Regions from separate parts of the Homo sapiens genome. Here region 1 is linked to region 2. A link is a loop called in an ENCODE intact Hi-C map of the cell type or tissue named here. Cell type or tissue: HepG2. All regions are shown on one strand. Each heading gives the region's core, and the rest is flanking DNA. Links, peaks and the distances in the headings are about the cores only. Region 1 has its middle 140 kb from the start of MIR5702. Region 2 overlaps IRS1 (insulin receptor substrate 1).

The links. Peaks named below come from ENCODE experiments on the same cell type or tissue, not always from the same donor. Only the 100,000 strongest peaks of a DNase experiment are listed, where the experiment ranks them.
Region 1: a loop joins it to region 2, with 11 times the contacts of the local background. A loop is called at or near these places in 1 of 110 quality-filtered maps.

Annotation. Positions count from the first base shown.
Region 1 is chr2:226,507,608-226,523,195 of GRCh38, forward strand. No RefSeq gene overlaps it. Among named protein-coding and RNA genes, the nearest start is that of MIR5702, 140 kb to the right of the region's middle. In HepG2, for the core only: no CTCF peak of the experiment used is centred there; a DNase peak (open chromatin) is centred at 7,974.
Region 2 is chr2:226,727,403-226,742,990 of GRCh38, forward strand. IRS1 (insulin receptor substrate 1) reads right to left here. Exons shown (of 2, transcript NM_005544.3): 2 at 3,910-8,848. Among named protein-coding and RNA genes, the nearest start is that of IRS1, 65 kb to the right of the region's middle. In HepG2, for the core only: no CTCF peak of the experiment used is centred there; DNase peaks (open chromatin) are centred at 5,619 and 5,969; H3K4me3 peaks cover 814 bases.

The sequences.
Region 1 (15,588 bases), core at 5,058-10,057, 220 kb before region 2:
ACAGCCCATCCCAACCTTCTCCAAGTGACCCAAACTAGGCAAATCAGACTGTCTTCCTGAAAGGTGATCCTTGAGCAAAAGGTACAAACGCTGAATTCAACCGGAAGAGGGAGTGTTGGGGAGGGACCTGTCTTCCTTTTGTACATGTTAGTTCGCCCAGCTCCTTCGGCATTCATCTAGATTCTGTAAACGACGACACGCATTTTCAGTAAATTGCTTTTCTGCTTAAGAAGGCATGATGGGTGTCTACGGTTGTAAGACAAGTACCCTAGCTGAATCATCAAGAAACATCATAGAACGGCAAAAAAAAAAAAAAAAAAAAAAAAAAAAAAAAAAAAAAAAAAAAAAAAAACCCAGACCCAGAGCAGACCAGCAACTTGCTCAAGCTCCTCCGTGGCAGATGACGCCCCCCATGACTGCTCATTTCTCCACTCTCTTTTTCTAGGTAAGGGATAGCTTTTGTTCCTGGGTTGCTAAAACATAACTGGAGAGTCTTCAAGTTTCCCTTCACAGCACCTCAGTTTTCTAGGCTTTTCCTCAGCTGCAGCTGACTTTGCCCAAGTACTGTGATCAATGGACCAGCAGGTTCCAAATGCAACCTCCATGGACTTTTGCAATTGAGCACTGGCGGCTTTACATTGTTCTGTTTCATAAGCCCCTTTGCCCATTTGTTTGCTCCTGTAAACTCCTCATGTTGCTCAGCATAAAGCCCACGCTCTGAGGTTGATCTGAAAGCACAAATATAGAATAATGGCTTCCTGTTTTCCAATTTTTAATTCCAATAGTTGTTGGGCTAAGGAAAAGGGACCCCTTGCTGATGGTAAGTATCGGAGCTAAAGCATTCTCCCATCCTCTCTGCCATCCCCTTCACAAATAAACCCATTTCATAAGGGCACAGAGCAAAGCCATTCTACCTGGCTTTTGTAAGTGCTAGCTACTTCATTGGTTCTGTTCAGCATTCCAAAGCTACCCTAACATGTCTGTGTTCAAAACTATGTTAAACATCTTCAACTATCTGTTCTGCTCTTCATCCCCATTGTTAGCTCTTAGATTTAATATTACAAATAATATTCTAATTAGATTAAAGTCTAATTCCAATCAGGAAGAAAACCTACTTATATTTGCATTTTTAACTTTATACCAAAATTTATATTACTCACTAGAGCCCAAGCAGCATTCTCACATTCTGCTTCTCGGAATCCCTCAAACACTATCAGACACTCAAAAACTAGCATGTAGCAACCCAGGGGTTTGAATAACAAAGTTGGAAAAGGACGGCCAAAAACAATAAATTGGCCTCCCTGGTCTGAGCCAGACTCAGTCATGTATAACTACTGAGCTGGAATAAATAAGACCTCTGTTTTAAATGGTAATAAGAGTAGATGAAGCATTCAAATAATAAAGTCAAAAAAATCACAGAAGTTCATTCTAAAATTCCTAAAATAGGATGTTTCTAAAATACCAAAGCATTGATTTAACTAATGGTATTATAACCCATGTGGAACAAAATTAAATGCTGATGTAAATAAGGAAAAGGTCATTTTGATTCAGCTGGAGAGCTCCTGATTTTGATACAGAATATCTGCAGAGGCAAGTGTTTTTCAAAAACTTCTCCACTAAGTACCATAAAAGTAAAGGGATTGGGAACATGAGCCCACTGGTTGGATGGTAAACACAGTAGAAAGTAGCACACTTCAAGCATTAAATGTCTTTTAAACTTTGTATCTGTCCTAAAATATTATGATAATTTTGAGTTATACCTTAACATCTATCTCTATATAATTATATTTATAGTTATATATAAAATATATGTAACATATATATCTGTATGAATATTAAAATTATTTACCTTAGGGAATTTTTGAAATTATTTTTTATTAAACTCTGAGTGAAGTCAACACTTGGGGACTATGTGTCATATTGATCCTGCAAATAATTGGACTCTGGCAAGCTATCAGTTCCCCATAGGAGCACATATAGCCCATGTTAATAAACATAATTTTAGAAGACTTTATGTATTTCCCAACCTATTGGCAAGCTACTAACTAATTACATGAATATAACATTAGGAAGCATCTTGCAGATATGCATATTCTTAAAGGATTAAAGAATTGATTTGGCTCCTATTAGAGAGACTCAAAGTAATAAGGGCTTAAATAAGATAGATGTTTCATTTTTTTTTTCCTATGTAAAAGTCTTGGCTAGTATGGTGGCCTGTGTTGGAAGCCAGGCTCTATCTGTTTTGTTCTGCCATCCTCAACATGGTCCACTCCTCTATCTTCTGCCATTGTGACTACATCCAAGAGCAGGCAGTTGTTCTTCCCTAGAAATTTCAAGCACCATTCCCACTCACATTCCAAATGCCCAAAATTTAGTCACATGGACATACCTAGCTGTAAGAGAAAATGGGAAGTGTAATATTTAACAAAGTAGCATTATGCTCTCCGTTTTTAAGAAAAAAAATCTATAACTAAATAATAAAGGGAAAATAGATACTGAAGAACAACCAGCAATTTCTGCCACTCTCAGCTAAAGTTACCAGCGTGATAGAAATTTGTGTTCAGTATTTAGTAAAAGAATAATAGAAATTATCTTCTAGATATTGTGGCTAACCAGGCACATGTATTGACTAATATCCTGTAAAGGTATCAAGCAATTAGAAATTTAACTTAATAAAAAGAAGCTCAAATAAAGTTTAAGGTAAGAGTTTTTGATAACTGAAATTAATGAAGGAAAATATTATACACAAATATCCTAAACCAGGTGGCATTATCAGCAGACCTTTAAAAATTAAACCATGAGGCCGGGCACGGTAGCTCACACTTGTAATCCCAGCAGTTTGGGAGGGCGAGGTGGGCGGATCACAAGGTCAAGAGATAGAGACCATCCTGGCCAACATGGCAAAACCCGGTCTCTACTAAAAATACAAAAATTAGCTGGGCGTGGTGGCACGCACCTGTAGTTCCAACTACTCGGGAGGCTGAGGCAGGAGAATCACTTGAACCCAAGAGGTGGAGGTTGAAGTGAGCCGAGATCATTCCGTTGCACTCCAGCCTCCAGCCTGGGGACAAGTAAGACTCTGTCTTGTCAAAACAAACAAACAAACACACAAACAAACAAAAACCTAAACCATGAGCACTGGAGGAAAACCTCTTTACGGAAAACATTAAGCATTAAGATATATTTAACAACTTATTTAGTTCCAGGGTCAAATAAAACAATGAACCTTTACTGGAATACTTTGCCAAGGTAAAAATCGATATTAAAAAATAATATGGGATAGCAAGATATTGTAGGATAGGTTTCACAGGAAGCCGACATATAGATGGACCTTAGCATGCAGAAGGTTGATTGGGTGCCCTTGGAATTGCACCCGTTAAAGGGAAGGGATGGAAGGAGAACTGGACAGAAGGAAAAGCTGGGTTGCAATGCGGTCTCAACTAGGGTTTCAGCCAGTGCCCTGGGGAGATTTGAATGTGACTGGCCTATCAGAAATGTTCCAAGGTAAAGCGAGGATGACACTGCATCAATCAGTCATGGAACATGGGCTGTGCCTAGAAGGAGCTATGACTTGGTAGAGAAAGTTTTCTTCAGCTGAGACAAATTAAAGGAGCCTGACATTTGACAGCTGTCTGCTAGTAGCATTTACTGCACGTGGAGGAATAAGTCTTTCAACTGTTGCAGGTTGGTTTCCCCAGAAACAGATATTCAAACATAGATTAACATAACGGATGTTTAGGAAGTGATCTTGAGCACCTGCTAAATGGAAGGAATGAGAGCAGAATACAATATTAATAAAGAATTCAGCAAACCCTGTGGGAAGCTCTGGAGCTTGGACGTTCAGATTTATTCCCTGCTGGAGAGAGAAGGTCAGGTTTTTACACCCTATATTGATCGCTCACTGGATGTGGCCATCCAGAAAGGGCTATGACCTTGGGTGAGGCAAATTTCTTCAGCCAAGACAATCTCCAAAATGGAATGACAGCTAGAGTGTTTTCTGGCAGCATTCCTAGCAGCAGGGGAAATATGTTCTTCAATGCAGAAGGAGAATCTTGGTGCACATTGCAGTGTCCACCATACGAGATACACTATGATTTCATTTTATGGCCAAAGAAAAACTTAAATCATGCTTTACATGGAGAACAGGTTCAATAATTTATCCATGTGAAACCCAAGGCATGGGTTACCTTGCCTTTTTTTTTTTCCAAAGCATATTTGGTAATATTCACATAAATTAAATGTGGGACTGATATACGAGACTTTACTATGTAAATATTTCTATTCCTCACTCCTTTTCTCTATTCTTGCCAGCAAATTCCTGCCCTTATTGTCCTGCAATAATAATAACGATTATTATAAGGCCATAAGCCCTTAGTTTCCTCACCTAACCTCCTTTAGACCCTGCGCTTGAATGCTGTGAAATAAATGTCATCCTTCTCTAAGGTAAGGAACGCTGCACCTGCATCCTCAATTCCTGTCAGTGCACAGTTCTTATCCTCATTCCGTCACCCCCAGCCATCTTCAAAAGCTGCTTTCCCTCTAAATTTCTATATTTTGCACATTTCACTTATTTAGCCATTTTGAAAATGTCTTTGCTTGACCCTTCTGTTTTCTCTCATTACACCCATGCCTCTGTCCTTTTCCCTGCCAAGTTTCTTAAACCAGCATCATGCAATCATTAATTCATTTCTACTACTCCAGTTCTCTCCCCAGTGCCTTGCAATCTTACTTCTGTCCACACTCTTCTACCCAAATATGCCTCCCCACAAAGGCTAAATAACTTTCCTTCCTTCCTTCTTTCCTTCTTTCCTTCCTTACTTCCTTCCTCCCTTCCTCTCTCTCTCTCTCTCTCTCCCCACGGAGTCTCACTCTGTCACCAGGCTGGAGTGCAGTGGCACAATCTTGGCTCACTCAACCTTTGCCTCCCAGGTTCAAGCAATTCTCCTGCCTCAGCCTCCTGAGTAGCTGGGACTACAGGTGCATGCCACCATGCCCAGCTAATTTTTGTATTTTTAGTAGAGATGGGTTTCACCTTGTTGGCCAGGATGGTCTCCATCTCTTGACTTCATGATCCGCCCACCTCAGCCTCCCGAAGTGCTGGGATTACAGACGTGAGCCACCACGCCCAGCCGCTTTCTTTTTGGCAAATTCAAAATGTTTTCATAGCCCTCAGACTTGACTTAATAATCATGGGCAGGGAACACCTGTTGTTTCTGACACTGTACTTGACTGACGTTAGGTTTTATCCCTATCTCCCACCACTCATTTCCACTTTTTCCTCCTCCCCCAAGCAACTGACAGGGCAAATTTTCCAAAGTTCTGTCTTTAGTCCTCTATCTAGAACATCATATCTTTATCATTACAATTTCTCTTCATTTTCATAATTGCTTCACTGCTGACCATTCAGATCTGTGTCTCTGTTTTGTCTTCTTGGGCAATTTCAGCCTCGATCTCCAGCCGTCTTAGAGACATTTCTATTTGGACAACCAAATAGAGAATGGCCACTACATTAGTCTAGTCTCACACTGCTATAAAGATATTGCCCAAGGCTGGATAATTTATAAAGAAAGAGGTTTAACTGACTCACAGTTCCACATGGCTGGGGAGGCCTCAGGAAACTTGCAATCATGGTGGAAGGGGAAGCAGGCACCTTCTTCACTAGGCAGCAGGAGACAGTGAGTGTGAGTGTAAGGAGGGGAATTGCCAGATGCTTATAAAACCATCAGATCTCATGAGAACTCACTCACTATCACGAGATCAGATTGGGGAACCTGCCCCCATGATCCAATCACCTCCCACTGAGTCCCTCCTTCAACACATGGGGATTATGGGGACTACAATTCAAGATGAGATTTGGGTGGGGACACAGCTAAACCATATCAGATGCCTCCATCCACTTCCACAACTGTAATCCTAGAATTGTCACTTCTAGATATACCATATGTACTCTGTCTTTACTCCTTCTATATTCCCATTTACCCTACATGTTGCTTCCAAATTTAATTAAATTTTAACATTTTCTTTCTTTTTACAAAACTCCCCTTTCACAATCTAAAAACTAGAATCCCAATTCAGAAGCTTGGACCTCAAAATGCTTCAGAATTTGGCCCACCCTTCATGGCCAGCTTCACCACAGCTCAAGTTTTCTGTCCTATACTCACTCTCAACTGAAAATCTTTGCTCATCCTGTTTTCCTGAGTGGAAATGGCCTTTCCCTTCATTTCTTTTATCTAAACTTACTCTTCTTAAGATCCATATTATGTTTAAACTATAGGGCACACACCATCTCTTCTAGCCTCCTGGGATATTCCTTTTTCTATACTTCTATAGCAAATCCCAACTGCTCACTAGAATAGCTTGTCACACATTGCTTTACGGGGACATATAATTATTCCACATGAATACATCTTGTCTTGATATTTACGTTATAAGTTTCTTAGAATACTCCATAACAAATTATGCACATAAGAAGAATTCAGTACATACTTTCTGAATTAAAAGTAGTTTTCTTCCTATCTACCTATGTACTAGCATTATAAGAATAACATTATAGGCATACAGTGGAAAAGTTTCAAGAGTGAAAACAAATCCACACCTATGTATTATTAAATAGTGAGGGACAAAGTGCTAAAGTATTATATATAAAATTATTCACAAATATTAAAACTATTTTCTTTTTGTTGGAAGGTTTTCATTTTTTCTAAATGAAAGGAGGCAAACTTCTATTAAATAGCTAGAACAGTAAATGAAAAAAAGAAATGGTCTCTTGTTTTTTTCTCACTTAGAAATCTTTCTTTTCATGAATTATTCTTAATGCTAAGTAAACTGCATATATATATATATATGCATATATATGTATCTGCATATATATATATGCATATATATGTATCTGCATATATATATGCATATATACATATATATTCCCCCTGAACAAATTCTTAGTTTTTTCTGTATAATTTTTATTAAACAAGACCACACAAATGAGTAGGAAAGAAAACATTTTGTCATCCTTATGCTCGGACACTTACACTAAAATATTTTTGCCAGGAAGGAATAGACTAAACATACATCAAGCCAAATGGAGATGCTTACTTTAAGACTTGAGGTACTTCTTATGATTTAAGACATTAGACCATAATTTGAGAATGTTTGGAAAAAGCATGCAATGGCTTTGTTTCTGACCATCACTGCATAAAAGTCTATATATCCAAAAGATTTTACAAACACATGTGGGTGGCTAATAGTATTGTTTTAAGCTACATTTTAGTTTTTTAAACTAACTTTACAAACATTTTTGAGGGTAGCCTCAATTTTTAATTAAAATAATTGTGATCTTTCTTCTTGATCATCTCTGTCTTAGCACTTCTCATCTCAGGATGTAAGTCCAAAAAATGCATCTCTTTGCTGCATAAGTTATTGTCAGTCATGACTCATTTATCTGGTCAGAATTAAAGAAAATAGTTTCTACTAAATGCTAGTGTTTCCTCTGAGGTATGTCTTTTGGGGTGTGGCATGGGAGTGGATAGACACAGCGGTAACCTTTACTCATTCATTTGATACATATGACTTGAGCACTTCATGGGCAAGACTCTGTTAGATGCTGAAGATACAGCAATGAAAGAGACAGATACAGCCTTTATTCTCATTGAGTTTGTATTAAAAGAGACACTTGGACATTAAACAACTAGTTACACAATAATTTAATCATGATAGTGGTAAGTACTAAAAAGGAGAAAAATAGCTTGGCAACCCGGAAACTCTTCAGAATTAGCCCCCTTTTTAACCATTGTTGTCCTATCCTTTGTTCCTATCATTTATTCCTAGGAGAGATTTTATTTAAACTACTTATAATTAACAAACTCCAGACAGTCTCTAGTGAATGACTCAACATGACCCTGCAAACTTTTCAAAGAGATCAGAGTACAAGATTTTGAAATATAACCAACATGTTTTGACCAAACTTAACCTATGAAATTAGACCAGGATAAGTTAAATATAAACAGGTTTCTCTAGGAGTAAACATACATGAGACAAACACAAAAAAATGTATGGTGAGCAGTTCCCAGCATAGCCTCCCCCATCTTCTCATTAAATACAAACGAACACTGGGCAAAAGAGGACACATTGACAACACACAGAAAAACTAAGATTGATAGTCAACCTAAAACCAGAATCTAGGAGGAACTGGCATTAATTATAAGGGGGTTAGATCTGGATTGTGAAACACATATCAAGGCTTAAACACATGGCATAGTGAATGAATAAAGGCTCCTTGACAGAGAGGCTTTCCCCCTCTCAGAGAACAGGCAGGTTGCACGTGGACCCCTGGGAATTTCTCTGAAAAGATAGAATCTACTTCCAGGCACAATCAATGCTGGGAGTAAGCAAAGCAAATTGCTATGAATGAGGCAGGCATGAACCAGACTTTTGCGTAGTACTGTTTTGTTTTATGTTTAATATTATTATCCAAAACAGTAGAGTAAGGAAAATAACACCAGAGTAGCGATACACTAAAACACTAAATGAAGGCCTTCTAGAAATGGAGTAATGTGTAGAACAGCCTGCACCTCATCTGAAAATCCAAGAAAGATATGAGACAACAAGGTCAAGGACAGGAGCAAAGACAAATAACTTACCCTTCTACTGAAAACTCTAAGTCTTGACTGTTCCTGCATTGTAAAAGTATGAGACAAAAGACAAAGGGGGAACAAAAACTATTATAGCAGAATGAAACTATTAGAACAGCATCTGTGAAGCTTGAAGGAAGAATATGCTTTGATTATGAGTTAGATGTAACGATGTCCCCATTACTGAAACATGAGATGTGTTTCCTTTCAAATCAGAAATAAAGCTAGAAGGCCCACTCTCACCATTATAAGCTAATTTCTGAAAGGACTAGCTAATACAATCAGCCATGTAAATCAAGCAAGGCATATGAATATTTGAAAGGAAGATATAGATTCATCATTTTCAACTAGAATCAACATAAAACAAAGAAAAATTAATACTATCTAATATTTTGGTAATTACCATTTTTAATGTAATATATAAAATACACTCTTCTAAATGCAAACATCTTAAATATTTTCAACTAAACTTAAACATAAGTGCTAAAGGGTCACATTAAAAAAATAAAAACCTCAGAATTTTACTCAGGGACTCAAAATGCTTTTATATAAGAAGACTTATGTAATGAATGAGTCTTCCTGCATGGGAAGTTTCAATATTCTAAAGATGTCAATTCCCTTCCAACTATAAATATTAGGTACTCCAAATAAAAATTAGGCAATTTTTGTTGTGGAGATGAGGGTAGAGAGTGGGATCTTGACGAATGATCCGAAATTCATTGAAAGAATAATCATGAGTTAACAAAACATTTTTTAGAAAACCAAGAGTAACAGATATTTTTCAAATGACAAAATGTGTTATAAAAGTACATGATTCTTATACTTTTCAAGTAAACACAAATGACCTTTGTTGTGGACTGTAAATGTAAGTATGCTCAAAACTGAAGCAGCATAAAACCCAGGCCTACATTCACTCCAGGTCCCAGAATGATGACAGTAGGAAGTGCACAGGTTATAGTGGAACAGAACAAAGGCTGGTTTAAGAGACTCACCTTCTCCTGTAGCACCTAACATCACTATTTTCCAAAAGGAATGACTGATAGGGCCAGTCTCTCCCCATCCTAGGTGAACTGTCCCTTATGGACATACTTCATACTTAACCATTCAAATGGTCTTTTGGCCTCCTTCATGCTCACCATATAGTTATCACTGATGGGAATTTAATTCAAAGTCCAACAAGCAATAACTGCATTAATAGACTTAGTTTCACTTGATATATCAAGTTTATGAAGAAAGAAATACTTTCTTCACATAACAAATACCAAAACATACAACAAAATGTGGAAGGTTGTATTCTCCTCTCTAGGAAACCTTATGCCAAAATAAATTCTAAGTAATCACAATTTAAATGTCATAGGTGAAACCATTAATTGTTTAATTAAAGGTACATTTGTAAACATTCTAAAAATATCATCAAAAGCAAAAACACTAAAAAAATGATTGAGAGGTATGGGTAAACTAAAATTAGTTCCTTGGTAGAAAAGAGAAGGATGACTAGGCAGAGCACAGAGGATTTTTAGGGCAGTAAAACTATTCTGTGTGATACCATAATGGTGAATATCTGTCATTATGCATTTGTCAAAAGTTATGGGATCTATAACACCAAGAGTAAACCCTCATATAAACCATGGGCTTTGGGTAATGACGTGCCAGCGCAGGTTCATCTATTGTGATAAATGGATCACTGTGGTATTGGATGACCACAGTAGGGGAGGCTAGGCATGGGTGAGGACAGAGTATATATGGAACATTTTTGTATTCCTCTCAATGTTGCCGTGCCTCCAAAACTGCTCTGAAACACAAAGTTTATTCACATTTTTTAAAAGACCACAGGAAAAAAAAACTTTTTAATTTCCATGGAGAAATACAAACATAAACAAAATTTTTTAAATAAAAAATTAGGAGGAAAGTATTTGTCACATACATAACAGAAAAATCGTTAATAATCTTAAAATGTAAATTGTGGTCAGTTTTTAAAAAAATCTGTAAATACACTATGTTAGTTTCCTAAGGCTACCATAACAAATTACCATAAACTAGGCAACCTGTAACAACAGAAATTTATCCTCTCACAGTCCTGGAGACCAGAAGTCCAAATCAAGGTATCAGCAGGGCCCCACTCCCTCAGAAGGCTCTAGTGGAGAGATTCCTTACCTCTTTCCACTTCTGGTGTGGCTCCAGCGGTCCTTTGGCTTATGGCTGCAAAGCTGCAACCTTTGCTTTTGTTTAATGGCCTTCTTCTCTTTGTCTATGTCTTATACTTTCATGTCTCTTACAAGAATATTTGTCATTGGATTCTGGACCCACCCAAATAACATAGGATGATCTTATCTTCAGATCCTTAATAGAGCTACACAGGCCCTTTTTCCAAATAAGTTCATATTTACAGGTTCTGGGGGCTAGGACATAGACTTACCTTTTTTGGGGCCACCACTAGACCTACTACATATAGCAATTTTAAAAATGAGCAACCGATATGAACAGGCAATTCCCAAATAAAGAAATAAACCTTTTAAAAAGTCATCAATCTTAACAGAAATCAAATAAATGCAAATACAAGTGACATTGAGACATCCTTTTTCACTCTCAGATGTTGAAAACAAATTTAAATAATAAATGTTAGTGTTGGTCAGGGTAAGGGATACAGACATATGCATGGACAGCTGGTAGATGTATAAATTAACACAAAATTTTTAGAGACCAAATTTTTAACATATATTAAAAGCATTGAAAATATTTAAATGCATTAATTCAGCAACTGCTATTCTGTGAATTTAGTCTAAGCAAATAATCACATAATTTCTCAAAGATACACATACACATATGTATACATATCTACACAAAGATATTGCACAATTGCTTATACTGACAAAAAATCAGAATAACTTCAACATCCAAAATTAAGGGATTTGTTGAATAAACTACAGTTACATCATAAGATGTAATACTAAAGTATTACATAAAAATGTAGATATGGCTGGGCACGGTGGCTCACACCCATAATGCCAGCACTTTAGGAGGCCAAGGAGGGCAGATCACTTGAGGTCAGGAGTTACAGACCAGTCTAGCCAACATGGTGAAACCCTATCTCTACAAAAAATACAAAAATCAGCTGGGCATGGTGGTGGGCACCTGTGTTCTAGCTACTCGGGAAGCTGAGGCAGAGAATTGCTTGAACCCAGGAGGCAGAGGTTGCAGTGAGCCGAGATCGCACCACTGCACTACAGCCTGGGTGACAGAGAGAGACTCCATCTCAAAAAAGAAAAAAAAAGGTAGATACGTATTTACTGGCAGTGACAGAGATTCACAGTACATTATTAAGTAGAAATTTAAGCTCTGAAACAGTGTACATGCATTCTTATTAAGTATCTTCATATTTAATTTAGATTTTTATTTATAAATTGGAAGCCCAGTTGTTCCAGTAGCATGGTTTTATACAAGCATCTTATTATAAATTCCATTGCACATTACAGAGAAATGTCTGGAATCCCATTAGCTGTGATTTCACACATTTAAAACAAATTTTCATGTTTACGCCTAACTGAAATTGCATCTTTTCTTGCTGACACCAAGATCCCCTGGGTGGGCCTCCAATGTTGATGAAACTGGGTAGCCAAAAGTGGCAAAACAGCAAAGGACTGGGAAATAAGATGAAGGCAAGTTTGAGTTCCACATGTTGCGCTTATTTCCTGGATAAATACGGATGTACTTGGAGTTCGTTTCCCTACTGTGTATAAACATGTTTTTTTCCATTGTAGCCAAAGATGACAACACAAACTGTTTTAGTTCATTCTTGCATTGCTATAAAGAACTACCTGAGACAGGGTAATTTATAAAGAAATGAGATTTAATTGGCTCAGTGTTCCATAGGCTGTACAGGAAGCATGGCTGGGGAGGCCCCAGGAAACTTACAATGATGATGGAAGGCAAAGGGGAAGCAGGCATGTCTTATATGTCTGGAGCAAGTGGAAGAGAGTCGGGGGAGGTGTCACACACTTTTAAACAGCCAGATCTTGTGAGCACTCTTCATAAAACAGCACTATGGGGATGGTGCTAAACCATGAGAAACCACCCCCATGATCCAATCACCTCCCACTAGGCTCCACCTCCAGCATTGGGGATTACAATTCAATAAGATATTTGGGTAGGGACACAGAGACAAACCATATCACAGACCAACAGGAAAACTCCTTTTCTTTTTTCCAAATTGAGGGAGAGATTTATGTTATTCCATGCCATCCTCTACTTGGTCCACTGTTATTGTATAAAGTAGTTCTTTATATAAGAAAGTCTTGTGTTCAGTCAAGGGTATAGAAAATTGAACAAGTTCATTTTTGTTAAATGTTCTTTCTCTCATCTTTCGTGGTATCTTGTTGCTAAAGACATTTAGAAAGTCCCAGTCTCACAGTAATGATAGAAAGTTCAACCTAAATAAATCATTTCAGTTTTTCATATTTTGCCAAGTGCTCCTGTCCTCTATTGCACCTCTAAAACAGTTTCGGTGTGGAGAATACCTGTTTAATTTCCCATCTTTCTTTTGTCCCTGTTGCTGTTTGTTTTTCAGACTGGGTGCTTCATGAAGGGAAATTGTGTGTCTAGTTTCCTTTCCCAGGTGCAATACCACTGCTCATACAGTCTATTTATTGAATGAAAGAAGACTCACCAGCCCCAGCCAGAGGTCAGGCCTACATCACAAATTAGGACCGTGAGCACAGAGCAGATCATTCCCTTGAGATTCAGGCATATCCCTGTGGCCTCACTAACAGCCAGACTTTTGAAAGCTGGACAAAGGGAGGGTTTGGAGGGGAGGTAGTCTAAAAATGTATCCCTGTCCTATTTCTGGATTAGCCTAAGAAGCAAAGAGAACCCTGGAAGTGTCCAGGAGTGAAGGGTGAGCACAGAGAGGATATGGTGTTAGAATACAGTCTAGGAACTGGCAGGCCAGGAAAAGAGTTGCCTCTTCTTGAAGCCTACTAAGTACCAGTTTGTATGTGAATCCCTGTGTTAGGTCATTTTTGCATTCTTACACAGAAATACCTGAGTCTGAGCAATTTATAAAGAAAAGAGGTTTAACTGGCTCACAGTTCTGCAGGCTATACAAGCCTGGCACCAGCATCTGCTCAGCTTTTGGTGAGGCCTCAGGAAGCTTCCAATCACGGCAGAAGAATGTAGGGGGAGCAGGAGCAAAAGGGAGAAAGAGTTGGGGTGGGAAGTGCCACAGAATTTTTGTGTTCTTTGTGTGTTCAGAGATCTCTTGTGAACTGTTGGAGAGTTCACTTATCACCAAGGGGATGGCCAAAGCCATTGGTGAGGGATCCATTCCCATAATTCCAAAGCCTCTCACCAGGCCCCACCTCCAACATTGGAGATTACATTTCAACAGGAGATTTGAGTGAGGACAAAAATCCAAGTTATATTAACCCATTTTGCATAATAAAATCTCCCTGTGTACTAGAAGACCCAATTTACTTACACTCTACATAAATGTAAAAAATTTTAATAAGATACTTTTTTTCTCTATAACTGAAAAATATAATCTAACCTATAATCTGATCATTTATGACACCCATCTAATGGGTAGGAGGGGAAAATAAAACTGTGCTTTAGTCCACTCAATTGACTTGGTTTGAAGCAATAACTTAATTCCTTGAGACAGATGCCTACTTTCTCAGGTCCTCTTATTCTCCCCTGCTCTTCTCTAAGTTGGCCTCCAACTACATGAGGCAGGAGCATAACAAACAGCACCCTATGACAGAGAGGAAGAGACAGAGTCTCAGAATCCACATAGTGCCCCCTGTACATCCTTGGGCTTTGCAACTGAATGGCTGAACAAAACAGCCACTACCCTGGTGCCTGCTACTCTGTCTCTGGTCTCATCCCTGGGGATCTTGCTGACTGGTCATGGCCTAGGATGCTCTCTGCTTGGGGTGACTTTGTTCACCTCTCAGTCATGCTGAAGCATCTCCCACATCCCCTGGCCAGCCTGTGGCCCTTTAACCTCATCACTGAGAGCACTTGATACCACCTTTATAGTCAAGTCTGTACCTTCTGCCATCTACCAAGATGTTAATGTTTCTAATAAGAATGTCTCTCACCTGCCTCTCTTAAATCAGTGTAACTTACTTTGTTTCTCTCTCCTCCTGCTCATGTTTTGACATTAAAACCAAAGCATGTTACACACAGCAATCACATCCCTCCTGGAATTTCTAGGTATGCTTTTCTAAAAACAGTGTTCCAGGAATAAGCCTTTTCAATTTCCTTCCAATCTTTCGAGTTTCTAATAATATCACTGAGTATTTTCCTCAATTCAAGAAGATTACTTCTCTGATATGTAATAAGAATTTCCATTCTTCTTAATGCATTCATGAATTCACAAGTTTAACCCTTCCACAAGCTCCTTTCTCATCTCTCAAAATAGTTCAAAATAAGACAAAAATAGCTAGATTTGGGGCAGCTCACCTTGTGCTACCTACTCACGATAAATACTAACTAAAAGGTTGAAAGCTTGCACACAAGTTCTCTGAGGTTCATTGGAAACTTACCTGCCTTTACAGTTTAAAGTCCTGGCAAAAATAGATAAATAGACAGACAGACAGACAGACATACAGATAGATAGATAGATAGATAGATAGATAGATAGATAGATAGATAGATAGATAAATAGATAGATAGAAAAATATTCCCCATCAGCGACTAACCTGTACAACATATTGTCTGTTTTAAGGAAAGACAGCTACAAATAAAAATCTCCTTTTCCAAGCCCTTGTACACTATTGATGGGAGTGTAAATTGGTGCAGCCATTATGAAAAAGAGTATAAAGATTCCTCAAAAAATTAAAAATAGAATTACCATATGATCCAGTGATCCCATTTCTGAGTATATATCCAAAGGAAGTGAATTCAGAATCACAAAGAGGTATCTGCACTCCCACCTTTATTGCAGCACTAGTCACAATAGCCA
Region 2 (15,588 bases), core at 3,737-8,736:
AATATGTAAATGAATGAGTGCAGTTATGTTTCAATAAAACTTTATTTACAAAAACAGGCAGCAGGCTGGATTTGGCCTCTGGGTCAGAGCAGGGAATGATCTTTGATTTATAGACTATGGAGTAGCAAGTTTAAATGTGGGGGTTCACTAAGATTCTCATCCAACCCCTTTTGTATTTTTAAATAATATTTTATTATTTTCTTTCTCCAGATAAAAAGAGATATGATTATTATAAACACTCACAGAAAAACAGAAAAGAAAAATTATTCACAATGCCATCAGACATACCACTTGTTAATATTTTGGAACAGAGTCTTCCATTTACATATATATATCTATACATGTATATATATATATATGCTTATTTTATAGAATTAGGAAAATTCTGTATGATGCTGTATACAAAAATTTACCTAATATCCTTATTTTCATGCTACTTCCTACATAAGTTTAGACAAATTTTACTAATTTTTACTTTACGGATTGTTTGCTTTTTGGGAGCAATGAGGAACTCCACCTGTATCATTTCTTCTCTCACATTTACAATTATGGGACTTTAGTCCTTGAGATTTGGGGCAACTAACATAGAAATGGAAGCAGATAGGATATTGCCTAATGAACTCCAATAACGTGTTCCTCCAGGGTCAGGTGTAGAACAACCCCAGAGAGAAGGGGTGTGTGTGTGTGTGTGTTATTGGGGAACCATTTATTAATATAGTTTCCTGTAGCCCTTGTTAAAATCTGTATTGTTTTAAGCCCTTTAGAAACTCTGATATAGGTGGTCTGCAGCTCAAGTTCTGAAAAACACTGAGTGTATATCAGAAAAGAGCTTCAATCATTCATTCACTTCAGGTGAGGACTCATTCTTCAATTCAGATGATACCCAAGCATCCGCCTCCCATTTTTCCCATTGCCAATCTTGGCCATTTTTCTAATCATTGATATCCCTAACAGATAATAGTAGAAGTTCTCATTTAAAAGGGTTTACAGGAGGTAATACATAAATCCTAACGCCTAAAACAACAGCTGTTAGGATTTCATGTGGCTTTCACATTTAACCTACTGTCCTGTGTGTTCCTAAAATAAAGCCAGATATTTCAATCGTGTTGCTGAAAAGAGGTGCACTTATTGGGAAAATCAATAGGGAACCAGAAAATGACTTTTGACACAAATGATCTAAGCTAGACACCAAGACAAAGAATGGAAATAAATAGAATAAGGCCCTGTTACCTCGTAGGGTGAAAGTTATCAGTTGGACAGAGCTTTACTTTCAGGCTTCTGTGAGATGATGTTTGCTCAGCGAATTTGTCACACAAGGCAGCTGGAGTAACAATGTTTTTAATTAATGGAAAATTATTTTTTAAGTACTTGGAAACCAGAAATTTGCAGCGGTGTCAATGAGAATATAAACCATCAAGAAGTCCTCAGGCTAAGCACAGTGGCTCACGCCTCTAATCCCAGCACTTTGGGAGGCTGGGGTCCTGCCCTCGAGTGGACTACTTAAGGTCAGGAGTTCGAAACCAGCCTGGCCAACATGGTGAAACCCTGTCTGTATAAAAAATATGAAAATTATCTGGCATGTTGGCATGCGCCTATAATCCCAGCTACTTGGGAGACTGAGGCAGGAGAATCTCTTGAACCCAGGAGGCTGAGGTTGCAGCAAGCCAAGATCCCATCGCTGTACTCTAGCCTAGGAGACAGAGTGAGACTCTGTCTAAAAAAAAAAAAAAAAAGAAGTCCTCAGTATGGCAAGAAGCTCCTCCCCTCAGCAGCCTGTGACCACAGACTTACTCCTTATCTACCTCTAGGTTGCTGGGAAAATAAAATAATTGATATAAATCCTAGTGGCTAGCCCACAATGAATGCAGAATAAATGTTGCTATTGTTTATAATAGAATCAGTGAGGTAATTACAGATTCTCCTTGACCATTAATTCTCAAAGGCCTTTCATTGACATTTTACTTGCTATTTTGTTTCTGTATATGTGTAAAGGTAATAAGACAGTTATGCTATAAATTGCACCATTAATACATTCCAACTAAACTTCCCTCAAATTAATACTAATTATTGATGTTTACATATAATTTCAAAGGGATTAGAGTGATGTTTGCTTTGCAATACCATTGGGAGGGAAAAATCAGTGTTTAAGTATAAATGGAGGAAGATAATATAAAGTGAAGATCAAATAATGACTTTAAGCATTTACTAAATCATGTTGTGTGCTGCTTCTTAACAATAAAAATATCGCTTACACTGGCAAACAGAAGGAAGATCCCTCTAGCCTGGTGCACCAAGTAAGGGTGGAAAAGTCAGTCTTTATACTCTCAGCGGAGCATCATGCTCATAAAAATTTTTGTAATAATATTAAATTTTTTAATTAATATTTTTTGAGATGGGATTTTACTCTGTGGCCCAGGTTGGAGTGTGGTGGTGTAATCATAGTTTGTTGCAGCCTCAACCTCAGAGGCTCAAGCAACCCTCCCACCTCAGCCTCCCAAATATCTGGAACTACAGGTGCACACCACCACATCTGGCTGAATTTTTAAATTTTTTTTACAGATAGGGTCTCACATTTTTCTGCAGGCTGGTCCTGAACTCCTAGCCTCAAGTGATCCTCCTGTCTCAGCCTCCCAAAGCACTGAGATTATAGGCGGGAACCACCATGCTCAGCCTTAAATACTAAAGTGTCCAATAATGTGAGTTTGCCCTGAAACATAGGACACATCAATCATCTTCTATTTTAAATGGTTTAAGCAAGATAGCTCACAGAAGTTGGGGGTGCTTGACTGCTTCAATATTGGCAACATGATTTATTATTTTCAAAAATTATAGGTGTTATTATCCTTTCTAGTGGAGAAATGACCCACAAATCTCCAGTTGTACAGAAATCAGTATTTCCCAAACTTTCCAAGCAGAAGAGTCACCTGCTTAAAGATACACATTCCTAGACCACTCCAGGGAATCAGGATTTCTAATAGCAGCTCTAGTAATCGGACAAGTTTGGGTAACTCTTTCCAGCACTGGTTCTTAGCACTCACCACTTGCTAGAATCTGCTGGGAAGCATGAAAAACAGCAGCAACAACAATGATAACAGATGTCCAGGCCCCATCTCCAACCAATTTAATCAGTATGCATCTCCTAAGTTGGCCTGGCCATGGATGTGTTTTCTAAAGCCACTCAGATCATGCTAATATGCAGCCAGGCCTGAGAAACACCAACTGCTTTGCCTCGGTACTCAGTGTCATTGGAACTAGCAGGACTGGCCTCTTCTGGGAGCTGGTTAGAAGTGCAGGATCTCAGGCCTGGCCCCAGGCCCTGAGATGACGATCTGCTTTTTTTTTTTTTCTGAGATGGAGTCTCACTCTTTCACCCAGGCTGGAGTGCAGTGGCGCTATCTGGGCTCACTGTAACCTCTGCCTCCCAGGTTCAAGCAATTCTCTGCCTCAGCCTCCCGAGTAGCTGGGATTACAGGTGCCTGCCACCACGCCCGGCTAATTTTTTTGTATTTTTAGTAGAGAGAGGTTTTCACCATCTTGGCTAGGCTGGTCTTGAACTCCTGACCTCATGATCCACCCGCCTCAGCCTCCCAAAGTTCTGGGATTACAGGCGTGAGCCACCTGTACCCGGCCGAACAAATTCTTTAAGAGATCTGTGTGCACACTAAAGATTCAAGTATGCATATCAAGGGAACAAAAACCTTTCCACCAAGAGGATGGATTTTTGCTCCCCTCTCCCCTCTACCTTTGCCAGCACTACCATCAAAAGCAGCTTAAAACCTTGACTGAGGTCTTTTTCTTTATACACTTAGCCATTGAAAGCCAACTGAAGAGTGATAGGGTGAGGCCCACCTATCTGTTCCAAAATCATTTAGGAAAGCATGTTAAACAGCATACACTGCTCTTACCCAATCAAATGTCTCCGCAAAATTTAATTGGCAGTTTGTTTCATGTCCAGCAATCAAAGACATTAAGGACCACTAATATTTACATCCATGAATTCATTTAGACAGTTTTCTTTAATTGATGATGAAGACACTACAATTCTAAGTACCAGACAGAATCAGGAAAAAAAAAATTGAAAATAAGCATAACACTATAAAGAAAACTTGGAAAAGTGAAACACTTCTAAATAAAAAATATATACCTGGCCTGGCACCCATTACATATATACATAATACATGTTATAAACATATATACAGTAAATGTTTTGGTAGCAATACAGACCATGCATTGGTCTTTGTGTACACAGATGAAGTAGCACCGGGGCAGCACCACCATCTTAAGATGATAAACCAAACTGCACATACATTAAATGAAAATACATATATGTTTAATTTGGCCCACCCTGTAGCCAAGAGGTGTAAGGAAAGTACTTTGCAAGAAAAAATTGTTTTGGGAACTACATTCTTAAGCCAATGGTGAAGTTCTAAAAAGAAAAAGAAAAAAAAAACCCTACAAATGTCTATGCAAATATGGACAAGTTTTCCTGTTTACTGAATTTGTCCTATCCTATGGCATACTCGTTAACAGCATAAGCAAAGAGAGATTTAAATGCCAAGTGAATGGCAGAAGTCTAAAACACCAGATCTTTTGGTGTATACGTCACAAATGGCAAGTCATACACAAACTAGAAAAGAAAGCTAACTCTCCACCTAAGTCATGTGTTTTCTAGTCATGTTAGCTAATTATAAGCTCTTTATTCATAATTAATTCCTCGAGTAGGGTTAAGCACCTCCAATATCATTCCACCTCCTCCCTGCCCCTAATGTGATGCTCTGTTTACAAGTAGTGGGAGACACACAACAGGCTACATATTCTCTACCCATACTTAGGAGACAGACTTACAGAACTACGGAAGGACCACAAAGATCTTCTGTGGCGCTGCCTCAGAAAGGACCCATGGCCCCAGTGTTTATCCTCGGTGTTCTACTCACTATGAAGCTGTTTTTGTTCTCCATAACTGAGCTCACAGTCTAGAGGTCTTTTAGTCTTGGCAAGGTCATATTTCCTCACATTCCTAGAAGAGCATGCTTCTTCCTCTCAAGTTTCTCACAAGCCTATACATCTATATATATATATATATATATATACACACACACACATATGTGTATCTATATATGTGTGTATATATATCTATATATGTGTATATATATCTATATATGTGTGTATATATCTATATATTTGTATATATTCATCTATATATACACACACACATCCCACACACACGTCACATATATATACACACACACAAAGACACACACATGTCACATATATATACACACACACATATATATACACACACACAAACACACACACACACACACACACACATATACAGCATTACCTCCAACTAACATTCATCATTCATGGCATCCTAGGAACATTAACTCCCCTGTCAAGTCATTGCAAAGAAGAAATTTCATATTGGCTTCCACCCATTCTTCTTCCCATTCCTACCAAAAGGGTCACATCTCTCCCCGCCAAGGTCTTAATTCACAGTGTCTGGATTCAGGGCCTCCTTGTGTGATGGACTAACCTACAGAGTGCTCTGCAAAAGCAGCATGAGACCAAATATGGGGTCATTGTCACCAGCAGTTGGAAGACTGCACATGGATACTATTTGTCATGGCTCTCGTTGTCAGTGGATGGTGAAACCCTTTCCCCCCTTTTTTTAACCACCTGCAGTAAATAAATATAAAGTTTCCGACTTTGTGGTATATTGTATTCAAGATGCAAGATTGAATAAAACAGGGCTTCAGTATTGTAAAATACTGTTTCTTACCATACAGAAAAATTGTTTCTTAATACTTCAAATGTCTCAAATTTAAATGATAGCTAGAAGACAAAAGCCAGGGAAAGAAAGGTTAAAAATCTCTACTTCTGGCTAGATGACTTTTAGTAGATCCATTTTTGCAGTCACTGGATTAGTCAAGAGTCCTTGACCTTTGAAAGTCAGCAAGAAATAGCCACAAATGTAACATCAGTACTGATTTCTCATTATTGACTCAGGTGGTTGATCATTAATGGATTCTCTTCACTTCTAGCTGGTTCTAGGGCCATTCTTTTGCCCAGAATGAAGATATCATCAAAGTCATAAAACATATTTGTTCTTTTCGCAAAAGAGGATTTTAAAACTCTGCTTAAGTCTCTAAGGAAAAACGCTGTGAGAGGTTGGTGTCATCAAGAAAAACCCACTAACTTCTAGGTTAACCAGAGGCCACTAGAAGCCTCAATAATGAAAGCCCTTGGCTGGCCTACAAATGCTTTGAAATGGATAAAAGCCAACTCTCCTCAATGGGAACTGAACACAAGGACTCAGCAGCTGACGTTGCTCAAAGGAAACCCTTCGTGTCGCCAGAGTATGAACTTTTGGTTTGAGTACCAGCAACTTCCAGTTTTAAATCGGTAGTTTGATGCCACCATCAAAACCAGCTCAGGCACCACTAGAAGCAGCTTAAATAAGAATTTCTACCTTTATGCTTTTCGACTCAAAAAGTCAGAGAAATAGAAACCAAGAGATAGATTTTTCCAGTCTGTTCATTTCTGCTCTCATTCAAAACATGTTGATAATTCCACATGTAGAGGTATCTCGGTAACACATATTCAAAGTGTAGGTTCCTTGAGAAATAATAACCAGCTTTACAGGAAAATGGTTGGGAGTGACTTTGTTCATTGATTTCTCTTTAACTATTTCAGTCCTCAAAGGAAAAGAGCAGGGCAGCTTGCTCTCTTCTTCCACTAGCAAGAGTATGAATCAGAATGCTTGAAAATATGAAAAGTTAGTTTGACTAAGAAAGTCTTTTTTTACAAGAGTAAAAAACAACTTTCATATCAGATTTTCAAAATGGGTAGTGCTCTCTACTAATAGGAAATGATGTAATTCTGCAAGTTCCTTGAAAACAATGGATTCTTATGACTCTAGACCCTATTTATCTTAGAAATTGATGAGCATGCAAATGATTAAAATCTGCAATAACGGACACTGCACAACAGTCTGTGAGGTACATGCCACCTGGCTGAATGAACAGTAACACGGGCCTCAGCAGTGTGAGGGGTTCCATTTATCTCCGCTCCCTTTTGAGTAGAGCTGGGGTCCCCAAACAGTTCATCAGGAGGCAGCAGCCACTACAATGCCCTCCAACCCTGGCCCCTACCTTGTAGTCCCCACTCCCACCCAGGGAGCTTAGGCGTTCAGAGAAATAAAATGTTGCTCCTCCCAATAGTAGGGATGCGAATTCCTGATAGAGAGATAGAGGCTCCCACAGACTCAGAGGGAGCCTGATATTTGCATTAATTCATTTAACCTTTAGGAAGTTTCCTGGTAAAAAGATTTAAAAATCTGTCGGCAATATCTTTAAATGCATTCATTGCCATTTGTTTTTCACGTGGAAAAAATTCCAAGACGTGTATACTTTCCAAACAAGAAAAGAATTAACATTTTCACTGCTGGCTAGGTGTTTCAGTAGCAGGTCATTAAGCTTTTCTGTGCTCTCTGTACGCTGTGTTTTGTTAACTAATCACTAATAGGCCAGCACCCACCAAGGCAAATGGGCCAATTACATTCAGTTAAATAATGTAACACTGGAAGTTCTCAAAAAATATGAGATAAGGTAAGAGTCTTAGGGAAGGTGACACATAGCCCTGGTCATAATGAAAAACACTTACTGGAATTTTAATTTCTGGTTAGCAACAGCTCACTTGCCTTACCATCTTTCTCAAGACAATGCAGGAAATGAAATATATCATAATGTGTGCACAGAAAAAAATGGTGGGAATAGAGCAGGAAACTTACAGAAGTGGTGGGGGGAGGGGACAGAAGAAAAGATCAACAGTATCTAGTTTATTATGAATAGAAAGACATTTCCAGAATTTACAAACGCCCACATTGTTCATTCCAAAGAGAGCTTTTGAATTGAAGGAATCACCCATCTCCTTCTGTTTACAATACATGCAATGGAAGACTTTAATTTCCTCTTCTTATAATTTTGCTTCCATTCAATTACCAATTTTAAGCTGACATTTGAAAACACCCAGCCAAATATATCCTTCTTCAGTTTAATTAACATGGCCTATTGTCTTACAGGAAAAAATACAAAATTAAGATTAATTCTTATAAGGAACTCAGCTCAACATCAGGTTTATATGACAAGAGATAGTATCAGCAAATATAACTATACAATTGAGAACCATCTATGGCACTATGATTCTTATATTATGTTTTCTGAATTACAATCTTAAAACAAGGATCATACCCTATTCTACTCTTTTAAGCCTTGTTTTAAGCATTTGCTCCACTCTTTACAACAGAACATTGTATACCTCCATCCCACATCCAAAAAAAAGATGTGCTGTAAGAAAAGTTACATTTTCATTTAAAAAATTACACATATAAATCAAAACCTATGTTAAATATTTAATACTCTCTCCACCCAACGTGAACAGTTTTGTATGAAATAATTTACAATGATGCTTTGTCGTACACAGTTTCAGCAGCAGATGAAATGTATCTTGAAAATGCATTGAGAGTAAACCCATTCTCTCATGACACGGTGGTGGGCACATCAGCTCACTGTGGCCAGCTAAGTCCTTAAGGTTGAAGATGAAGTTTATGCAGACTCATTATTCTGGTGTCACAGTGCATTTTTTTTTTTCGCTTGGCACAATATAGAACGTGCAGTTCAGTCAATGAAATCCTGAGGATTGGATAAAGTAAACAAACTGAAATGGATGCATCGTACCATCTACTGATGAGGAAGATATGAGGTCCTAGTTGTGAATCATGAAATATTTAGAGTCTGGGTACCCATGAGTTAGAAGAGGATTTGCTGAGGTCATTTAGGTCTTCATTCTGAAAAGAAAAAGGAAAGAATTCAGCACCACAGGTATCTCAAACTGCACAATCACTACTTTAGAACCTTTCTTTTACAAGGGGCAGCGTCACATAAACTGAAGTTACAGGCACAAATAGTACTGTCCACCTAAATATGATCAACAAACTGTATTTAGCTTTTTATTTATTTCAAAATGCAAGAGTCTAAAGAAATCACTAACCAAAAGTCATCAATGTGGAATCTGTAAACAAATCAACATGATCTGGATGTTTCAGAGGTTTAGCAAAGGAAAAATAGAAAATTCTTTGGTGTTGTGATTGAAGCAAAAACATACATCATTAGTTGCTATGTAAAATGACCATCCGACATGAGCGGGTTGTAGTCAGTCTGTGTTGTATCTCCTTCTGGTTGAAAGTCAGCTGCAGATTTTAGAATTTGAAGTTGCAGAGCTTCACATGACAAAATCGGAAATCAATTTTTCATGTGCACAAACATTGTTTGACATGAGAATTTTAGATGCAAAGGGAGACCCAAGCAAAACGGACCTACTGAATCATTAAATAAGAAAACAAAAAGATTCAGATTTACGTCTAATAGAAATAAGTTATTTAGGCAGAAGCACAGCATTTCTTCTTTGCAAGTCAAGAAGGTAAATTTTAAAGGGTCACTATCCGTGATTCCCCTTCAGAGTGAAGACTCTTTTTTTTTTACTTTTTTTATTATTATACTTTAAGTTTTAGGGTACACATGCACATTGTGCAGGTTAGTTACATACGTATACATGTGCCATGCTGGTGTGCTGCACCCACTAACTCGTCATCTAGCATTAGGTATATCTCCCAGTGTTATCCCTCCCCCCTCCCCCCACCCCACAACAGTCCCCAGAGTGTGATGTTCCCCTTCCTGCATCCATGTGATCTCATTGTTCAATTCCCACCTATGAGTGAGAATATGCGCTGTTTGGTTTTTTGTTCTTGTGATAGTTTACTGAGAATGATGATTTCCAATTTCATCCATGTCCCTACAAAGGACATGAACTCATCATTTTTTATGGCTGCATAGTATTCCATGGTGTATATGTGCCACATTTTCTTAATCCAGTCTATCATTGTTGGACATTTGGGTTGGTTCCTTTTCAACCTCATAAAGCATCTTTTACTCAAGTATTACACTACCTAGTCTTTTACAGGTCCTTGTTTTTCATGCATTCAAAACTTATCTATAAATATCAGTATCTACAGAGTGCATCAAAGGGTATTTAGCAGAGAGTAGATCAGAAATACTTGTTGAATGAGTACGTGGTTGCACTAAATACTAGGAAGTGTAGAAAGCTGGATTCTGTTGGAAGCCCTGCCTTCTAGTAATTCTAGAAAGGAAGGCAAGTTCTGTTCATAAATACATGGCATGTGAAGTAGACATCAGTACATGCCAAGATACATGCATGGGGGCAATAGCTCTAGACACATGGAGGATGGAAAGAATCCTCCCAGCTAGGGGTGTAAGGGGAGCATCTCACTGACACACCTGGCTTGGTTTTGGAAGAAAAAGAATAATGTGGGGATGTGGAAACTGGGATTGTGTCTATGTTGCTTTGGTGTTGCAGTCCCAGAAGATAACACAAGGCTTGCCACGTGGTAGTACTTAATAAATAGGAGTTAAATAAATGAAAAGGAAAAGGACGCTTCCCATTGAGAACATATGACAAGGTCCTACAGGGTGAGATGGTAGCCGTGAGCAGGCTCAAGTAGAGGATGTGGCTTCACTGGACCCCAAGATATCTAAGGAGGGATAGAAGGAATTAAGTCTACAAATGTAGCTTGAGGTAGATGGTGAAGAACCTTGAATGACAAGCTAAGAGGACTTTATCTAATTATAGAGACAACAAGGACATGCTACATTGACATAAGGTCAAGATGTAGCAGTAATAATGCATATCACCTACAAGGATAGTGACAGCTTCCAAAATACACGCAACGTAAGTGTGGACCGATATATTAGGGTGGAGCAAAAGCAATTGCGGTTTTTGCCATAAAATAAATTGCAAAAACCACAATTACTTTTGGACCAACCTCATATCTTTTTCCCTCTGTCTCCTCTTGAAGGGAATGATCATGGCTGGCATCAGTCATCATTCATTACGCAATGGTTTTCTGATAAGTCAAAGTTTACCAAATGATGACTCTAGTTTTAGGAGATTTCTATTTATTTTTAAATATTAACTCTGCCTCTAAAAGACAGGTAAACAAACTGTATTTTTAACTCACTAATAAAGACTTGGCATGACGATCACAATATAAAAACAAACAAAAAAGGAAGCATTCCAAGTTTGCCCCTTTAATTGCCAGAGAAACAGGATTTACTCTGTGTGTCTACAATTGTGGTGTCCACAAATGAAAAGAAAGCCCGTCCCTTCACAAGCCATTGGTATGCTAGGAAACTCCCCACAACAAGCTCCAGATCTCTTATTTACTGTCAAGATTCTCCTGAATGCATATAGGAATGTTCCCACCAGAATTTCTAGATTAGCGCTTAACAGAGCTTCACAGCTCTGGGCCTCTAATTAGGCAGGAAGGCCACACTTTATTAAAGGACTTGTGACAAACAAACAAACTGCCGAACATAAAATGGGGGAGAAAGCAAAGGGCATATGGTATGTTTTTCATTTCATATCTGGCTCTTCTCCAGAAGGGGTGGGTAAACAGCTTAGTACAGGAACACACTGTACCCTCTTTTATCATCACACGTACCAACCTGCACGGATGCATAAGGACAGAGACCCAGGGCCCTGTGAGGAGAGGGAAAAACAGGTGGCTTCACTGGGTGCTGAAATCTGTTGCTTTGGGCCACTTGGAAATGATCTCTGTCATTATCCACAAGTATGTTCAAAGAGCAGGGAATAAAAGGACGTATCAAGTGCATCGACACCTTCCTTCCAAAGTCTTACTTAGCACACTACTTTTCAAAGCCCCTTATCTTAAGTCCTGATCAACACTTGTCTCAAAAGGGAAAGTCTGAAGTTCACACCTGTTTGTCTTTGTACAGGGTGTGTGTATCTGTGTAGGCACATAAAGTTTAGCTACCAAATAATGACATGGACATCCTTCAGTGAGAACTGTCCTTCACAACAGCCAACTTGGGGGCTGCATACTTATTCCAGTCATGCAGCCATTGTTTGCAGCATTTTTGGAATGCCTGCTCAGCCTTGGGCATATTCTTTTGAATAGTCTCTATAGCAGCCAGTCTTAGCCCTCTGAGGACACGTTTGATCTTTGGAGACAGCCAAAAAGCTTTGAGAGCCAAATATGGTGAATAATGGGACTGATTAAGCTGGGTAATTGTTCCCAGCGAGGTATTATCTAAAGCCAAAGAGTTCCGAAACCGAAGTTCCAAAATCAGAGTTGTGTACAACACTTGCTCTGATGAGTTTGTTGGAAAGGAAGTCTCCTCACTTTAGAGACAGACCTCAACATATGCTTAATGAGACTAAAGTTCATCTGTCTGTATCTCCCTAGCTCCACATACTCACAATCAAGCAAGGCTGAACTTGAATAAAGCAACTCACTCAAAAAAGGCAAACATTTGCGTAACTTAATATATTTTTTAAAAAAGAAAAAAGCAATGCCCATACTAGGGTCTTGCAGTCAGTCATTCAATGCAATAAGCATAAATACAATGATAAAGACTGGAATAAGCAGGGGAAAAGCCCGCATAGGCGTACATATGTTTAATACACTTTATATATACACCACTTCAATTGACTGAAGGGAGACAATTGACAGACCAGAGGTAGCAAATATTGCTACAAAGTTTTACAAATGCAAAAATTCATTTGTAACAGGCAGAAACTGGAAACAAAAAGGCAAAACATTTCCTTAAGAGAAGACACTGCAAATATCAAGTGGTGATATTCCTACAATGCATTCTGTCTGGTTACATCATTGGGGAATAACTTCTGAAGGCAGAAATACAATGCACCTGTCACGAGATTTAGTAGCAGGAAATTACATTTTGACAAAATTTCATCACCACATCAGTATCTACTATGTCCTTCTGCGTGTATATTCTTGTAAGATAAAACCCACCTAATCCTGTTGCCAGTAATGAAAAATGTAATTTTTAAAGCATTATCAAATAAGTCAACACTTGAGCAATGCTACTTGACACCTATGGATTATTGCATTATTGCATCTAGTAGGAATTTACATCTTCTGGGTTCTACCCACTTAAACTATGCCTATAATAGCTGAAAAACAAATAAAGACTTTGCTTCCTTTTACATTGTCTCAGCTTACTGATCGTTTTTACTGGGAAAGCAGCTGGAAACAGCACAAGAGTATAAGTGTGATGGAAAGATCTGTACACTCAGCAATGCATTCTTGGTCAGAACAATTGACAAATGTTTTCATCCTGTATTTATATGTTTTGAAACTTCTTGCCAATATGTTAAATCAAGGGCAATATAGTAATAAAAATCTAGTTGGGGCATTGCTAGTCGTTTCTACTTTTACTAGGGAAATAAGAGTAAAATATTTTAAGTTGCTTGGCCACTGTCACATACTAAATTGTTAGAAAGTAACTCTTCCTTATCCAACTGTGCTTTAAAAAAATGACCGTAGTGATGACCTTTTTTCAATAGAGGTCATTGTTTGAAATCTTATATTGTAGATGGAACTAGAAAATTAATATAAATTAATTTCCTCCACTTAAAGAAATGAATCAAAACAGCATATTTCTCTTTCAGTTAACATAAACAGCTGTGTGCTTTTTAAAAAAAAAAGTATCTTGAATATAATACAGAAAATGTATAAAATACAGGAAGATGTAAAGAAGGAATAAACATGACTTATATTCCCCATCACCAGAAAAACCACTACTCAGCTGTGGTTGTAATTTCACAATCTACTTAAAGGATTTGAACTTTTAAAATGCTGCATTTAATGTCCCCTCAAAAAGTCTAAGTAGGAAAGGAAAATACTGTTTTAATCATACTTAGATCTTTCCCATTCTTAAAAATCCATGATGAGAAAAATTTTTGAAATGTTACCCAACTTTTTAAAGCATCCTGGTATTCCATCCCTTTGCCATCATCCCAACGCATTGTATAATATGGGGAGAGTAGGAATTTGAAAGTAGGAAAATCTTCTGGCTCCCTGGCTTTAGTTTCCAAAAGCCTCAGTATTTAAAGGAAGGGCACAGGCAAAATATTTGGAAGAGCCAGGAGAACAGAAGGATTCCTCTCAGGTTAGAAAAGATTCCCTTCATGAGAGCAGAGGGGTCAGTGGGTAGCTCTGTACTTTGCAAGATTCTGACAATGATGCCTGTAACCTCTCTCTATTCTGTCTTCCCACGTCTGTTGATTTCCTATTTCACACAATTACATTAAACTGCATACCCCTCCCTCCTACCACAATTCTTCAGTTACCTCACTGCTGATACACTTAATTTACAGTACCACTAACTGGAAGCAAATCATGTCTTCTAGAATGCTTATTAATAAAGCACCTTACAACACACACATTCAGCATACCTGAATCTGGCAAATGAGCCCAGTAAACACACACACACACACACACACACACACACACACACACACATAACACACACACACATATTATCATCAGTCTCAAATACCTTTATAGTTCTGGTAATAGATGGGTGTTGTTCATTAAAATTCATACCTCCATAAAATCCCACTATAAAATCTCAGATGAATAAAAATGACCACTGACCTATGGATAGACTGTGAAACGCTTATTAAAGGAAGTTCCCAGCTTAAAGCCTTGGTTCTAGCATTTGAGTTAGTAGCACAGAAGGAGGAAGCTGCATTCTCCTGGTCCAGCGCTATTAACTATGGTCATATTGCTGATACAAAAAGAAGAGCTAAATCCAGAGAGCCTCTAAAGTCTGGGACATGGGATAATCTCCCCGTTCTTTACAAGGGACAGCTGGGAAGTATGGGGGCAAGCTGAAGCTTGGAAAAGGAGAAAACTAACCAGTGAATTCTCAATTCTCAACTCTAAGGCCTTCAGATCATAATCACACACATCAAGTGAAGATTGAGCTAAAGTTAGAGGTAAGACCAACATGTTTGCTACTTGGATGTTGAAAGGAGAAAGCCATTTTAGCTAAAGAAAGGAAACCAACTTCTTTTAAAACAGGCCAGGATTGAGCTGGAAAGAACTTGGTTTTGTGGTCTCAAATGGCAAAGGGTAAGCCAACCAGCCAAGCCAGTGCTTTAATGGAGCTGCTTAAATAGCACTTTTGCCTGGTGCAAGTCACATGGGAGAGGGCTGGTGAAAATAACAAGGTTGCTGGCCAGATCTTCCAGTGCGCAGGGTTGCCAAGGAAGAAAATTCAGGGAGAGTTGCCAACATATGAGAGGCCATCTCGCTCCAGTTCCCCTTTTGTCCCAGTGAAAGAGCTTCTGGCAGGGCTGGTGACTTCAGGAGACCACCAATGAAGAAAGGCACACGCATTATGAAAAAAAAAAAAAAGAAGACCGAAAGGCGACCATCAAGCCTGTCAGCTCTGGCAGAGGCTACTGGGCTGAATTCTGTCAGTCTCGTGAATTTCTCCTTCCCCAGCTACCAAAGGCAGAAGGAGATTCCAGAAACTTTTCAGGATGGTTAGGAATTTGTGGAGAAGGCAGACCAAAACAACATTTAGTTCTCAGTAATTAAAAGTATTCTGTCAGTGATATATTAAGGAAATCTGAATAAATATTAATACATCTTTTAAGCCAAAGAATATCCACTTC